2 separate regions of the Homo sapiens genome follow, and region 1 is linked to region 2. The links are chromatin loops, found by intact Hi-C in ENCODE. Cell type or tissue: endothelial cell of umbilical vein. All regions are shown on one strand.

What was found. A loop is a pair of places that touch in the nucleus more often than their neighbours do. Peaks named below come from ENCODE experiments on the same cell type or tissue, not always from the same donor. Only the 100,000 strongest peaks of a DNase experiment are listed, where the experiment ranks them.
Region 1: it touches region 2 in a loop (4-fold over the local background); 38 of 110 quality-filtered maps call a loop at or near these places.

What each region holds. Positions count from the first base shown.
Region 1 is chr15:75,304,166-75,312,165 of GRCh38, reverse strand. No RefSeq gene overlaps it. Among named protein-coding and RNA genes, the nearest start is that of GOLGA6D, 25 kb to the right of the region's middle. In endothelial cell of umbilical vein, a CTCF peak has its summit at 3,897; no DNase peak of the experiment used is centred here; H3K27me3 peaks cover 3,025 bases.
Region 2 is chr15:75,025,931-75,033,930 of GRCh38, reverse strand. PPCDC (phosphopantothenoylcysteine decarboxylase) reads right to left here. Exons shown (of 6, transcript NM_021823.5): 2 at 5,478-5,684. The coding sequence starts at 5,612. Among named protein-coding and RNA genes, the nearest start is that of PPCDC, 6.3 kb to the right of the region's middle. RefSeq lists a silencer at 1-52 and enhancers at 2,007-2,507, 4,564-4,753. In endothelial cell of umbilical vein, a CTCF peak has its summit at 4,477 (motif pointing left); DNase peaks (open chromatin) are centred at 1,770, 4,070 and 4,390; H3K27ac peaks cover 3,283 bases.

The DNA.
Region 1 (8,000 bases), 280 kb before region 2:
GGCTCACTGATCGCTGCATACAGGTAGGTGCATGTCAATGTAGCTGGGGCTGGGGGCCTCCTGGACCATGTGTGTCCTGAGCCCCACCATGCGACTGGGCAGGAAGTGGGTCTCACCCATGTCTCCTGTCCTCAGGCAGAGCCTAGCCCTGGGACATGAGCTCAGTGGGTGCTGCAGCTTTGTTGGATTCACCTCAGGCCCCCTTTCTCCCCATCCACTTATAAGGTTCCCAGGGCCTTGATACCTCCGTCCTTGGAAGAAAAGAATGTGATTACCCAGCTCACATGAACCTGCTGGTGGCTTCCCGCAATAGAAGGACATAATTTTCTAGTTCAAAAGAGTCTATCAGGTGACTAGCACGGTGAATGAAGAAAGACCTACAGCAAGGCACATCATTAGGAAATTCCAGAAAACTAAGGATAGAGAGAAAATCCTAAAATCTTCCAGAGAGAAAAGACAGGTCATAAGTTAAGAGCCGAGACTCTGCATGACACGGACTTCTTCCCAACAACACTGGGAACTAGAAAATAATAGAGCAATGTTTCCCAATGTGAGGAGAAGTTACACTTAAATTAGAGCATTACATCCAGCCAAACTAGTAATCAGGAGTTGGGGTAGAACAATGACATTCTAAAATGTGTGAGGGTCAGAAAGTTTGGCTTCCATTCACTCTTTCTCGGGAAGACACTGGAAGATGTACTGCAACACAATGAGAGAGTAAATCAGGGAACAGGAGGTGCACACAGAAGAGGCAGCAAGAAAATTCACACGATGGTGCAGAGACATGTCAGAATGCCAGCCGTGCCATGGGCTGAGAGTCGAGTCCAGTTTGGAGCAGAAGGATGGAGGGCAAGGGAGAGAGGGAAGCCTCCAGGAAAATAATGGGGCTGATAGAGTATCCAGTGTATCTTAGTTTTTGGATAATTATCACTAGGCATTTGATAGATTGGTTGGAGCATCTGAAAAAATAGGTAGGTAATTGGTTAAAAAAAAAGCAAATGAGGGATAATAATCTGAAGCAATTATTAACTCCAGGGGAAGAAAGGAAAGAGATGAAACAATTTCAGTGCGGGACTTGGGTTAGGGTCAATATTTAGATGGCTACAAGAATGTAAATGCTTTTGATTTCATGCGATTGTGATCCAGTCAAATTAGTGAAATGGAGGCAAGGAAATTAAGACCTCATAGGAAGGTAAGCCCTATACTGAGCTATGCCAGGAACTGACAGATACTGAAGAAAACAAATCAAGAAATAGCAACATAAACATTCTTTAGAAATATGACGATAACATACCAGGGGAAGTCGCAAAATGAGTTTAAAGTGATGACCTATAGGAATTAGGACTCAAAGGCAAGAAAGGAAAGGGCAGAGGAAATGCTTTTTGATATAAGCCTTTCACTACCATTTTGTTCTTTTTTTCTTCTTTTCTTGTTTTACTGAGGATTTCTTGCAACAGATATCATTTTGTTGTTACTTCTGTGTAACTAGTAGTTTGATCAGAATTAAATATAATGTTGTAAGTTCTGGAGATCTGTTGTACAGCATGATGACTATAGTTAATAATGTATACTTGAAAATTACTAAGAGTAGATTTTTTGCTTTTATTATTATTATTATTATTATTATTTGAGACAGAGTCTTGCTCTCTCACCCAGGCTGGAGTGCAGTGGCACAATCTCAGCTCACTGTAACCTCTGCCTCCCAGGCTCAAGTGATTCTCCTGCCTCAGCCTCCCGAGTAGCTGGGACTACAGGCACGCGCCACCACGCCCGGCTAATGTTTTGCATTTTTAGTACAGATGGGGTTTCACCATGTTAGCCAGGATGGTCTCGATTTCCTGCCTTGGCCTCCCAAAGTGATGGGATTAGAGGCGTGAGCCACCATGCCCGGCCTGCTTTTATTATTTTTAAGCAAAACATAATTGTGTATACTTATGGGATACAGTATAATATTTTTATACATATATACAATGTGTAATGATCAAGTCGTAATTAGCATCTCCACCACCTCAAACATTTATCATTTCTTTGTTCTGGGGGCATTCAAAATCCACTCTTCTGGCTATTTAAAAATATATAATAAAGTGTCATGAATTATAGTTACCCTATAGTGCTAAAGACACTAGAACTATTCCTCCCATCTGGCTGTACTCTTTGTTTTTGTTTTGTTTTGTTTTTCTTCCCCAGACAGGGTGTCACTCTGCTCCCTAGGCTGGAATGAAGTGGTGCAATCACAACTCACTGCAGCCTTGACCTCTTGGGCCCAAGTGATCCTCCTACCTCAGTCTCCAGAGTAGCTGGGACCACAGGCATGCACCAACATGCCTGGCTAATTTCTAATTTTTTTGTAGAGATTGGATCTCCTATGTTGTCCAGCCTGGTCTCAAACTCCTGGGCTCAAGTGAGCCTCCCAAAGTGCTAGGATTACAGGCATGAGCCACTGCACTCAGCCATGTACTCTTGTATCTGTTAACCTGTTAGCCAACCTTTGGGTACTTTCTCCCCCTTACCCTTCCTCACCTCTAGTAAACACTATTTCTAAGTAAATACATCTTAAATGTTCTTACCACAAAAAAAAGTATGTGAGGTGATTAAAGTGTTAATTAACTCATTTTAATCATTTCACAATGTATGCATGTATCACATTGAACACTGTCAATATACACAATTTTTATTTGTCAATTATACTTTAATAAAGATAGGGGAGGAATTGAATATACTGTTAAAATAAAAAACAACTGCAAAACTTAAGAAAATTAATGATCTAGTCCAAACCAGCCTTTTACAGATGAGGTCGCTGAAGTGCAGAGAGGTGAACTGACTTGTCTGATGTTACACAGCAAGTCACTGGCAGAGCTTGACCTGAAACCCAAAGCCAAGTGTTTCCTATTACCTCCAGGTCCTTCAGGCCAGCCCACCCGGGGCTCTGCCTTGGGAATTGGTATTGGTGACAAAGGGAATAGAGAGGAACATGCATAGAGCTCTCCATTTAGATGGACATATTCACACTGTGCCAGGGCGTTGGCAAGAAACAGTGCAAGCTCCAAGTGCTTGCCCCGACCCTTTTCCCCCTCCCCATCCTCTCTCATAACCAACTTCAGCTAAAAGGTCTGAGAAGATAAGGGAATCTTAGATGACTCTCACTAGGGTGTAAATGACTCCCACCATGATTTTTGTTTTATTGAGACATAACCCCAAAAGCAGTTTGATGGATAGTGTGCCAGGCAGTAGGATGAAGACAGACGGGGAAACTGCCTGGGGTCATGGAGAAGGTGGAGGCACTGAGGCCCTGAGTGATTTCATAAAGAACACCTTAGCAAATGTCCAGCACCATGGGTTCTTGCCTTCACTCAGGACCCACAAGGCCCCACGTTCTGACAGATTTTATCAGACAAATTGCACTCGGTCATGCTTCATTCATTTTCCTTGGAGAGTTCCCAGGTTACATAGAACTGAGATAATCTCCCCACCTCGCCATCACTCCCACGAAGACACTGCATGTTTCTGTTTGCAATACGGTCTTATGTGGATCAATATTAGATTTTCATGGTGCTCTTTGCATTTTGCAACTATTGCTCAAGCTGGAGACCCAAAAAGAGCACTAGCTTTAGAGTCAAAGACCCCTGGGTTCCAGTTTCAGCTGAGAGACTGTGAGCACGTCGCTAGCCCACTCTGATCCTGTATCCTAGTTGTACAATCACCTATTTCCCATCAATTGCGAGGCTGGAGAGAAAAGTGCCCACTCTGTGCCCAGTACGCAGTAGGAGCTTAGTAAGCTCAAGCTCTTTTGCTTCCTCACTATCCTAAAGTGTTAGCGGAAAGACAAGAGATGTGGGGAACAGCACCTGACAGTCTTTTTGCCAAGTCCAAGGCTGTCCAGGTTCGGGGTGGGGAGAAGCAGTTCCCCCACACAACCTGCAGGTAGCACCAGAGCAGCGCGGGAGCCGAGGGTTCAGCTCCAGCCTTCCTGGAAACCCGGGCAGGGCGGAATAGGGCGAGGCAGAGGTGGTGCACACCGCTCAGCTGGGAAGTGGCACGAGCCTGGCTGTGGATCAGTCCATACTGCCTAAAATGGACACATGGGTCTTCTGGCTAACTTCCTGTCTTTGGTAGGGTGACCATATGCTTTATCATCCAAATCCAGACACTTCAGAGTGAAAGGGGCACTATAATAATTGCACCAGGACAGCAGACATAACCTTAGCTGTACCTTGCAAACCAGAGCATATGGTCACCCTACGCTCCGGTCAATTTTTCTTCCTTGTTTCCATTCTTTTGTTTTTAAACACACAGCATTCTCTTTCTCGAAGCACCACTGTCTTTGAAAATGCCCTTGCCTTCGGGATATTTTCGACCATGTTTAGTCTGAACATTTTCTCATCTTTAGTCTGAACAGTCTCTCTGCACCCACCTCAAAGGCTGGTTTTAGCTTCCAGTCAGAAGACTCTGTTCCTGGCTTGCCATCCCCATGACTCAAGAATTAAAGACGTCAGAGGTGGAACAGTGGGCCTTACCTTAACTTTGGTGCCTCTTTGCTAAATTTATTCCTGTAAAATTTTTTTTTTTTTTTGAGACGGAGTCTTGCTCTGTCACCCAGGCTGCAGTGCAGTGGCGCAATCTCTGCTCACTGCAACCTCCACCTTCTGGGTTCGAGTGATCCTCCTTCCTCAGCCTCCCAAGTAGCTGGTACTATAGGCGCCCATCACCTCGCCTGGCTAATTTTTTTTTCTTTTTTCTTTTTTTTTTTTTTAAGACGGAGTCTTACCTTGGCCGCCCAGGCTAGAGTGCAGTGGTGCAATCTCAGCTCACTGCAACTTCCGCCTCCTGGGTTCAAGCAATTCTCCTGCCTCAGCCTCCCGAGTAGCTGGGACTACAGGTGCCCGCCACCACGCCTGGCTAATTTTTGTATTTTTAGCAGAGACGGGATTTCACCACTTTGGCCAGGCTCGTCAGAAGCTCCTGACCTCTCCAACCGCCTCAGCCTCCCAAAGTGCTGGGATTACAGGCGTGAGCCACTGCACCCAGCCCTGCTTCTGTAATTTTGTTCTGAGTGTTCATGTCCATCGTCTGTTTGAATTTACGTATGTTGGCTTATTGAATTGCAAGTAGACAAGTCCCATTAAGCACGATTTTTATATTTCCAAGATTACTCCATTCAACTCCAAATTACCATGCCATTTATCCCCTTGTTTGTGAACCTCTTCACTTAATAGTCTCATAAACATCCATCCATTGCAAAAAGGACTCGAACTGTTCTCACTTCCATTTTTAGTTGATTCATTGCTATCCAAGTAATGATTTGCTGGGGGAGTCATTAGTAGAGAACTGTTCCCTTAAATTTATTTTTATAGTTGGATCCTGCTAGTTAATCTCTCTCTCTGTCATTCTCACATTGCAACAAACGACTATGGGTTTCTGTCTCAACCTAAAATCTAGGTTAGAAATTTGGTTTTATCTGAATAAGGTATTAATAGATAATGTGAGAAAAAAATTTAATTTACTGAAACTTTTCTCGGCTAATAATGACACTCATGGTCACAAATATGTATGTAAGCAAGCAGAAAATTGAGCTGTAAATATGTAAACTCTTAAAATATTATGTTTAGAGACAAGATTTTCCTTTTTTTCTTTTTAGTAGAGTATATTTGCTATGGTTGGAATGATTGTGTCTCCTTTAAAATTCATATTGGAACTTAAACCCCAATGTGATAGCATTAAGAGGTGAAGTGTTTAGGAGATGACTAAGCTGTAAGGGAGGAGCCCCCTCGTGAATGGGATTAGTGACCTTATGAAAGGGCTTGAGGGAGCTACCTAGCTCGGTTTTCTTCTTTTGTTTTTCTGTCTTTTCCATTATGTTAGGACATAGTGTTCAAGGTGCCATCTTAGAAGCAGAGAGCAGCCCTCGCTAGACTACAAACCTGCTGGCACCTTGATCTTGGACTTCCCAGCTACCAGAACTGTGAGAAATAAATTTTTATTCTTTACCTATTACCCAGTCTCATATATTTTGTTATAGCAGCACAAATGGACTAAGACAGTATCTTACATACAGTGAAGTGCATATACCTTAAGTTACAACTCCATATTTTTTTTGTTTTTGAGATGGAGTCTCTCTCTGTTGCCCAGACTGGAGTGCAGTGACTCGATCTTGGCTCAGTGAAAACTCCGCCTCTTGCATTCAAGCAATTCTCCTGCCTCAGCCTCCTGAGTAGCTGGCATTACAGGCACCTACCACCACGTCTGGGTAATTTTTGTATTGTAGTAGAGATAGCGTTTCACCATGTTGGCCAGGCTATTCTTGAACTCCTGACCTCAAGTAATCTGCCTGCCTCAGCCTCCCCAACTGCTGGGATTACAGGTGTGAGCCACTGCACCTGGCCAACTCCATAGTATTTACATATGTGCACTTTCATGTAACCACCACTCAGCTCAAGATACAGAATGTTCCCATCAACACAGAGGGCTCCCTCTTGCCCTTTCTCAGTTGCTGTCCCCTCAAAGTTAACCAGGATCCTGACCTCTGTCACCATGAATTAGTTTCGCCTGTTCTGGAACTTCATATAAATGGGATCATTCAGTATGTGCACGTTTGTGGCTGGCTTCTTTCATTCAATATAATCCTGTGAGATTTAACCACGTTTTGGGTACTGGTAGCTGTTTATTTTTCTGGTTGTGTAGTTTTCCATATTTCATTTATTACCCTGCTATTTTTGTCTCTAACTCAGTGTCTTGTGGGGTCTATTGTTCCTTTTTAGCTGGATTGATACTAAGCGTCTTCTTATCAGTGGAGCTTAGGACATTTGAGAAGATGAAAGCCTAATAACCCCAAGCCCCCCAATCTTAAGCCAAGTTTCCTCCTCACGCCTGCTTCAGTTGCTCTTCTTCATGTGGTATTTTTTCCCTCACAAAACTGATGGTAATTAAGAAACCCAAAAGTTCTTCATCATGTTATCAGCTTAGGGACGCTTGTCATCTGAATAACAGGGTAGATATTTATCATCTGAAATGTTAAAATAACTAGAGCAAACACTTACATAGCACTAACTGCTGTTCACAGTGCTTTACATATATTATTTTCCTCAAAACAACTCTGTGAAATAGACACTATTATTGTCATCCCCACATTTTAGATGAGGAAATGGAGGCACAGAGAGACCATGTAACCTTGCTAAGGTGGTAGGGCCAGGACTTGAACCCGTGTTTTCTGGTTTTAGAGCCTGCACCCTTCCCCACCACACCATATTGTGTAGCATGATACTTCATGTGGTTAAAGTATTTTCTTCACTTGGGAGCATTTTGTGAATAATCTGAATCTTAGCATAGGCAATAGCCGGGTAGTGTTGACAGTGGGCCTTGAGCTTACTCAAGCTTTAGGTCTGACCCCGTGCAGTCCCAGTGGTGGTAGCCATAGGGATGTTGTATCAGTCCACCCCAGCTCCAAGTGACCCAGCAGAGAGAGAAAGGGAGGGAGGGAGGTAGGAAGAGAGAGAGAGAGAGACAGACAGACAGATAGACAGACTGTTTTTTTGGAGAAAAATTACAGGTACAGAATAAGAGTCTCTAATGCCTGGTAGCCCAGATGATTCTTCTAGATCTTATCCAAGACCATCAGGGCAGTTCCTCTGAGTCTGCAAGAACTTTAGCGTAACTTGGCTTGGAGTGTCCCCTAATAAAGATACAGTTGAGATCACAACACCCACATCCTTTCAAATACCTGGAAAGCCTTCCCAAGGGTGGGTACAAACAAGCCCAGGCTGAGAAGACGGTGGCAGTTTGAAATCAGCCATGGAATATTTGCACCACCGAAAATGGCAAACACTACAGAACAGACTTCTGTTCCCTCCCCGACAGAGAGCCCCTTGTGTAACAACAGCACACCACTGCCCCATCCCTGAGCAGAGCGCTGTGTGTTGCAGCAGAGTGGGGGCAGGTGTCTTCTCCCTTGGGCTACAGAATACACATTTTTTTCCTCAGCACATGGATCATTCTCAAGGACACAC
Region 2 (8,000 bases):
CCAACTTCAGAAAATTCTCAAGAAGGAAACCAGGGAGGTGGTCTAGGGAGGCTCTGCACAGGAACGTTGTTCTGGGCAATCAGGGAAGGACCCTGGGGTGCGGGACCCTCTGCCCAGAGGCCGACAGAGCTCTGTCCCTAGAGGAGCAGGTGACAGGGCTGCAGGCCAGAGGAGGAAGGGGCCAGCCAAGCAGGCAGAGGCACAAATAAAGGTCTCAGAGTTTCCACATCAGGACACAGAGCGGGCAGGTGGCCCCCACCCAGAAAAAAAGAGAAATCCTCAAACCAGGCCTTATGTCTTCTGCTCTTTCCTCAGTGAGCACTTTAAAAAAAAAAAGCACAAACTTATCAAGAATGTTCCCCAATATTCCCACCAAAAGCCCCACTGACTTAAAACAAACAAACAAACAAAAAAACACACACACACAAATATACACATAGGTTACAAATTAAAACTGAACAGAATGATACAAAAATGAAAAATGCAAGTTTCCCTTCCTCCACTGGTCCCCCTTCACAAGGGTAACCACCTCCAGAGGAAAAAACTGTGTGCAGTAACTCAGTATAAGAACACACAGAAGGAATCAGGCTGCATACCAGGGGTCGGCAAACCTTCTCTATAAAGGGCCAGATGATATTTTAGGCTTTGTCGTAATGATTTAACTCTGTAGTAGCACGAATGCAGCCATAGGCAATACGTAAATGAATGGGTATGGCTGTGTTCCAATAAATTGTCTTGGACATGAAATCTGAATTTCATATCACTTTTTTTCCGAGTCATAAAATACTATTTTTCTTTTGACTTAATCATTTAAAAATGTAAAAATCAGGCCAGGCACAGTGGCACATGCTTGTAATCCCAGCACTTTGGGAGGTGGAGGCAGACAGATCACTTGAGCCCAGGAGTTTGAGACCAGCCTGGGCAACATAGCAAAATCCTGTATCTACAAAAAGAATGCAAAAAAATTAGCAGAGTGTGATGGCACGCCTGCAGTCCCAACTATTTGGGAGGCTGAGGTGGGAGGACTGCTTGAGCCTGGGAGGTCAAGGCTACAGTGAGCAGTGATCACACCACTGCACTCCAGCCTGAGCAACAGAACAAGACCCTGTCTCAAAAATAAATAATAAAAATTAAAATGTAAAAATCATTCTTAGCTGTAGGCTATACAAAAACAGGCAGAGCCGAATTTGGCCTTGGGGGGGGGGGTCCAGTTTGCTAGCTCCTACACCCTGCTTATTCCGCTTCCATCTTGATGATTGCTCCCTTCAGCACAGAGAGAGCCACCCCATTTTTCTGAATCATTGCCAAGTAATCCACTGAGAGATTGTCCCATAAATCATAAGGGCACCACAGCTCTCTACTGCTGGATATTTTGTTTGCTTCCAGTTTTGCTTTGAAATTATAAATAATGCTATAATGGACATCCTTTCACTTTGTAAATACACCCCACAGAGTTTAATCCTGTGGGTAAATCAAGGACTATGAAGATGTTTTAATTTCTCTCAATATTGTCAAGTGGTCCTCCAGAAAGTCAGAATTTACTCCACACTGCATATGAGCAGAGCCTTCTTTTCCTCACCCTCGACAGACCTGGATGTCCTGACAGACACCCTAGAAATGTATCCTTCTCTGAGCCCGAGGCCTGCTGACTCCTTGAGTTGGGGGTTTTCTCTATCTTTAGAAATCCCCTTTTGGCTCTGAATTCTGCTGACACCTGCCCTGGCAAAAGCTAGGGCGATGTCTGTCTTCTCCTCCCAAGTTTGAAGGGTGTGGATGAAGGAGTTCAGGAAATGCCACCCCATAATATGCGGCTTTGGTATGCTGATTATTTCAAACCTGAAGGCACTGGGGGAAAAACAAATGCAGGGAGGAACTTTCTCTGAACTTCTCTTATCTGCCTAAAGAGGGATTCCCCTTGTCCTGAGTCCCCCTCCCTGAGAAAGGAAGACTGACTTATTGACAATCTGCTGAGGCATCTTTTATTATCTGAGAGGTTTTTATCTGCCTAACAAGACCGTATAATTCCTCCCCTCACCCTCCCATAACTTGTGTCGCCACCACCCCCAGAAGCCCCAAGCCCCTATTTCCTTCTGTAGCTCAGGCTGCTATACAGGCTTCAGCCATCTCACCCTTCTGGGAATCTCATATTTTGTGGTACACCCATGTGCAGATATGTAACTAAATATGGTTTTCTCCTGTTGATCTTGTTTTTTGTTGTTATTGTTTTGAGATGGAGTCTTGCTCTGTTACCCAGACTGGAGTGCAGTGGCATGATCTCAGCTCACTGCAACCTCTGCCTTCTGGGTTCAAGCGATTCTCCTGCCTCCGCCTCCTGAGTAACTGGGATTATAGGCGCCCACCACAACCGGGTAATTTTTGTATTTTTAGTAGAGCTGGGGTTTTACCATGTTGGCTAGGGTGGTCTCGAACTGGCCTCAAGTGATCCGCCCGCCTCAGCCTCCCAAAGTGAGCCACCGCGCCCGGCCCTGTTAATTTTGTTTATAAGTCAGTTGAACTCATAGCCCAGCCAAGCAGCCTAGCAAGATGGAGGAAAGCCATTTTTGCTCCCCTGCATGGGCCAGGCTGCCAACCCCAGGGAAGAAACTGCCTGAGCTGACAACCCGGATTTTACTGCCACTCAATTACATGACAACTACGGAACTACAAAACCCCCGGCATCCTGAAGCTCCTGAGCCCCAGGACCTTCTCTCAGGCTGCCTTTGGGTCCTAGTCCTTTTTGCCCTCACATCTAGAATCTTCTAACACCAGTGCCAGAAGAGGCCCTGGAGATGGATCATTTGAGAACCTGCCCCTCCTTCACTGTGTGGATAAGAAAATTATGGCCAAAAAGAACGGACTTGCCCAGGGTCCCAGCGTCAGAAATGTGCTCAGCTGCCTCTCTTGTGACACGGTTGCCCACCTGCCCCAACATACTCAAGGTCATCTCTGCTAGTGACTACTCTCCCTGACTGCTGGTGTGTGTGGCTTGTGGCTAATCCATGTCTCTCCACCACCCCTCACAGTCTCCCTGATTTGGCTACCTTGACATTAGCGGCTTTCCCGGGATGTCTGGACATACTGGTCAATCAGGAACAGTGATGGGCCAGATCTGTAGAATCCCCCAGCTCCCTGCAGCCCACACCCCAGCTGTTCATGTGCTAGACAAAATCTGGATGTACCTAAGGAAGTTCCGGAAAGCCTTGAGCACCTGAACCCACGACTCAGCAGGTGAAGAGCTGAAAGTGACTGCTCCAAGGGACAATGATGCTCCTGCAGGAGATCCAGCAGGAGGCAATGTGGAGATCAGGGCCATCAGGGAGTGAAGGGGAGTGTGCAGGGATAGACGCCACCACTGGGGCCAACACAAGGCAATCCAGGGATTACCTTTGGATCCCAACACCTCACGAGGGCCCTAATAAGCAAGGCCAGGCTTGGAGAGCTGTCTCCCTGCAGATGAAAGGCATGGGCCCTCCACAAGAGCAGGTGAACTGTGGCTTCCATGGCTCTTCCCAGTGGGGTTGCCCCACACCATGTGGCTGGCCCAAAGGACATGAACAAGGGGAAAGGACAGGGTGATGGCCAGGAAACACACACAACCGAGTGCTTCAACATGCCAGGCTCTGTGCTGAGTCACTGGCACAGGACCATTTTCATCTGTGACCCCTCCCACCCCAGCCAACATCTCAGGGAGCCTGACAAGAGTCTGGGGGATGGGCAGCAGGAATCAGCCCTATTTTCAAATGGGAAAGGCAAGCTCCAAGAGGCTGAGTCGGGGAGCCCTCCCTCCCAGTTCAGTGCCCTCTGGCTGCCTCACTTTTGGCATCAACTCCAACCAGAGAGGGGAAGCCAAGTCCTGTTCCAGACATGGCCTGCCATCCCATGGGGCCCAGGCTAAAAGGCCCTGGGGTGGGCTGGAGCACCTCCCTGCTCCAGGCAACCCTTTCCTCACAACCCCCCTCCCACCAAACGCTGGCTGCGTGGGATGGGAGGAAGCGGTAGGGTTGCCATTTCCCTCCGCTCTGAGGCTGCCCATCTGTTTCCTGGGATAGGACTCCCCGCCCCTATCCACCCCTAGTCCGGAAACTCACTTGCCCTGGGGCTATGGGAAAAGGGAACTGCATGGCTCCCTCCCTCCCCAGGGGGTGGTGGCAGAGGCCTCCCACCCTCACGGCTCTAGCTGGGCAGCTCCTACCAATGCTTCTGGGTACACAGCGGGTGGCTGGGCCTAAGCAGCACTGCCCTAAAAGTGCAGCACCCAGTGTCAGAGTGCCACGAGACTCTCCTCCCTCCCCCACTCTGGCCTGGCTGTCATCCCTGGCTGGCAGCTTCATGGCTTATCCCAGCCCTGGGGGTGGGGTGATGGGGTGACTTTCTGGGTGGAAGTTGGTGGAAAGTAAAAAAGTGAAACACTTCCCAGCCCAGCCCCAGCTGATGTGACCACGTGGTCATCTGTGAGTAAGCACCGCCCCCTGCTGGACATGCCAGATACGGCCACTGCACCTTGGGTGCTCAGCTGATAACAAGAGGGAAAAGCCAGGCCTGGGGCCCAGCAACTTCACAAGACCCCACCAAAAACTAGGGGCCAGTAACACCAGCAGTGTCTAAGGCAACCTATAGTTCTATGTCAAATAAGTTTAAAAGAAGGGGCCAAAACCACAGGGGCTGGGCTGGGGCAGACAGGGAAGGCTTTGCACAGAATGTGAAAAGGCGAGAGAGGAGCAGAGAGGGCAGCCAGCCTAGCAGGGCCCAGCCACGCAAAGACCAAGGGGGATAAGACAGACCAACTAAGGGCCCTGGAGGTGGAACTAGGAAGTGGGGCCACTCCCTGTTAGATTTCACGCTGTTTAAAGCCTTGAACTTCTGCACCAGAACCCCAATATAGAAAATAGATCCAAGTTGAGGGTCTGGCCAAGGACGGGGGCTAGAGTCCCTCACCCCAGCACACAGTCGGGGGCCCCTGGGGCAGCTCTGAACACCTGAAGGAGCAAAGTTTGAACCTAGAGCTTCAGACAATGGGGTTTCAGAGCATTTGACTGACAAGACAACCATGAGGTCTCACGAGGAGGGAGAACACAGCCGCAGTGTTCAAGGCGGAATGAAAGCAGGGATGGGGAAGCCCAAGGCAGGAGGGGATACTGAGAACTTGCTGCACTTCTCCAGCCAGCCCTCCTCCCACACAGGACTTCACGGATTCTCAGGGTTAATGTATGGGAGCCCAAACCCTCCGTTCACTGGGTCCTTTCCCAGTCTCCCCTCATGCCCTGTCTGTACTATCTAATCTAGCCCCTGGTTACACTGGGCACTGGTCTCTGTCTCCTGAATCCTCCACAGAGCACCACACACACAGGACCTCCACAAGCATGATTAACATGATAAAGAAAAAGAAAATTGCATGTACTGCAGAGCAATGGGCCATCCCCGGGAGCACCGGCCTCCCATGCCGGAGGCTGCCATGCTTATCTGGTGAGGATACTCACCCCAGGAATGTCCAAAAGCTTTGACACCAGAAGAGGCAACTTCAGGGCTGCGACACTCCCCGTGACACCCACAAGAACATGGAATTTTCTCTCCATCAAGGGTGCAGCAGCTGGACAGGAGGCCTTTGGTTCCATGTGGGGTCTGGTGGCTTCAAGTTCTGGGAGCCTGCCAGGCCTGGGCTCTATAAAGCTGTCGGGATTTAGGATCTAAAAGGAGAACAAGGGCCACCCCCTTCATTCATACAGTCGACCAGAATGTATGGAGCACCACGTATTAGGCCCCAGGCCAGAGGCTGAGGCAGCGGAAGGGATCAGCAGTCCTGGCTTCAGGGAGCACACAGTTTGATAAGAAAGTGAGACACCTTCCCCACACATGGGCCAGTCACAAGGGAATGATGCAGTGCTGTGGGGAAGGGCTGTACCAGGTGCGTGGCTGCTCAGGGTGACCATCTCTAGAAGTCAGAGATTGCATCCCAGAAAAAATGACATTGGGGTTGAGTCCTGAAGGATGAGTTAGTTTTTCAGAGACAGGAAGAAATCACTTCAAAGGAAGGAACAATCTTGCCAAGGTGAAGGTCCTGAGGAGGGTGGCAGGTTGGGGAACAGGGAGTGGCTTACTAGTGAGGCCGGACTGTGATGGGGGGTGGTAGAGGGGCAGAAAGTGAGACTGAAAGTCAGGGTGAGGCCAGAATGCCGTGGGCAGCGAGGGCCAGGGTGAGGAGTTTTGGTTTTAGAAAGACGGTGCTGGCACCTGGTGACAGTGTCAAAGGGACCCTGTTAGTGGAGAGACTGGAGGGCGAGAGGAGCTGCTGCGGTGGACTGGGCTGACTGGTGAAAGGAAGCGGCAGGAAGGGATGGGTTCCAAAGATGCTCATGAGGTGGAACCCTGGGCAACAGGGAGGTTTGGGTGCTCCAGGGAGCCAAGAGATTTGCCTCTCTGTCCCTGTCCCTGTTAATCAAGATGGGCACCACCGTACAAATCAAAGCCCAGGAAGAAACCAGCATAAAGGGGATGCAGGCCACCCCAGGAGATTAGCTGGTTTGCTTCTTCCTCTGGCTCTCAGACGTTGCTAGAAGTGTGCACTCATGATAATATGGCTGATGGACACCAAAACCTACACGTGGCGGGTTGGGCCAGCAGAACGTGCTTCATCAGCAACCATCACTGAGGACCGATTACAAAGAACACCATGCAAAGGAATTGTGGAAAACACAGTAGCTGCCTCTGGGGAATCTGTAGGTTGAGTTTGAGAAGACAGGAATGACACCTGTCTGAAATTATTTGAGATCAGTCCTTCCCTGGGATGCACCTTTTTGGTGATCACAGACTCAATTAACACATCAGTTTCCTTGCCTCTCCCTCCACCAGCAAGCTCCCTGAATGTGTGACCGGGTCTAATTGCCAACCAGCAGTCCACTAGCCGGCAGTCCTGAACAGGTGCTGAATGAATAACTATACCCTCCAAGGCAGTGTGAGCAGAAGACAGATACCTAGCCTGTGAAGCAGAAGCCCTGGGCCCTGACCATGGTGTGCTCCTGACCTGGAGTGACCCTGGTCCAGGGTCATTCCCTCCCTGGACCTGTCCCTTCATCTGAAAAATGCAGAGGTAGGACCAGATGATCTCTGAAGCTCCTTCCAGCAGAAACTTTGAGTCAATACATGAAAGAGAGCAGTAAGGGGCTCTCCTTCCAAGACAGAAGGTCCTAGAAGATGCACTCAAAAAAGAATCAGCATGGCAAGGGAAACCCAGGCAGCTGCCCAGGAAGCAGCGCTGGTGAGTTGTCCAATGGCTACCTCCATGGCTGAGCATCCACAGGGGCCTATCTCCTCTTCACTCACAGGCCCCTTGGCTCTCTAGCCTCTCTGCCCAGGATTTGCCTTCAGCACTTGAGCACAACCCACGTGGGCTGAGGATCATGTTTGGCTGCATTATCCCACTTCTCAGCAGGGGTTAAGCACAGGCTGGTTCCCTAGGGCAAGATCACCCAAAGTTTGATTTGCCAGTAATCTCAATGTCTGCTCCACTGCAGGGCCCCAACCAGGGCAATGCTTGGCCAGAGTTGGAGAACTGAGTTTACCCCAGGGAGTGGGGAGCCCTGTTAGAATCTGACAAGGTACAGAAGGGCTACCAGCCAGCTTCTTCCCAGAACACATCATTGGTAGGTGATGGAGGCACATTCTTTATTCTCCAGGGAAACCTACCTGCCAGATCGCAAACCCTGACCCTGTCCCACCCTAGCCAACTGGTGCTAGGATAGGTAGATTCCTGCAAAACCAGAAGCCAAATTTTATCTCTGAGGCCCCTGAACCTCCTCCACATCAAGCTGATCTCATTCCTAGGAAACAGGTTACAGAAAGCAGTCAGTTAAACTTGGGGCAGGAATCTGTATTAGTGACTTCAACTGCTTCCCCACAGCAGGCACTATAGTCCGAAATACAGTACTTAGCCTGCTTAGCAAAGCTGTGCTAAGGATCAAACCTACCTACCTTCCTAAAAAAGAGGGTGTGTGTGTGTATGTGTG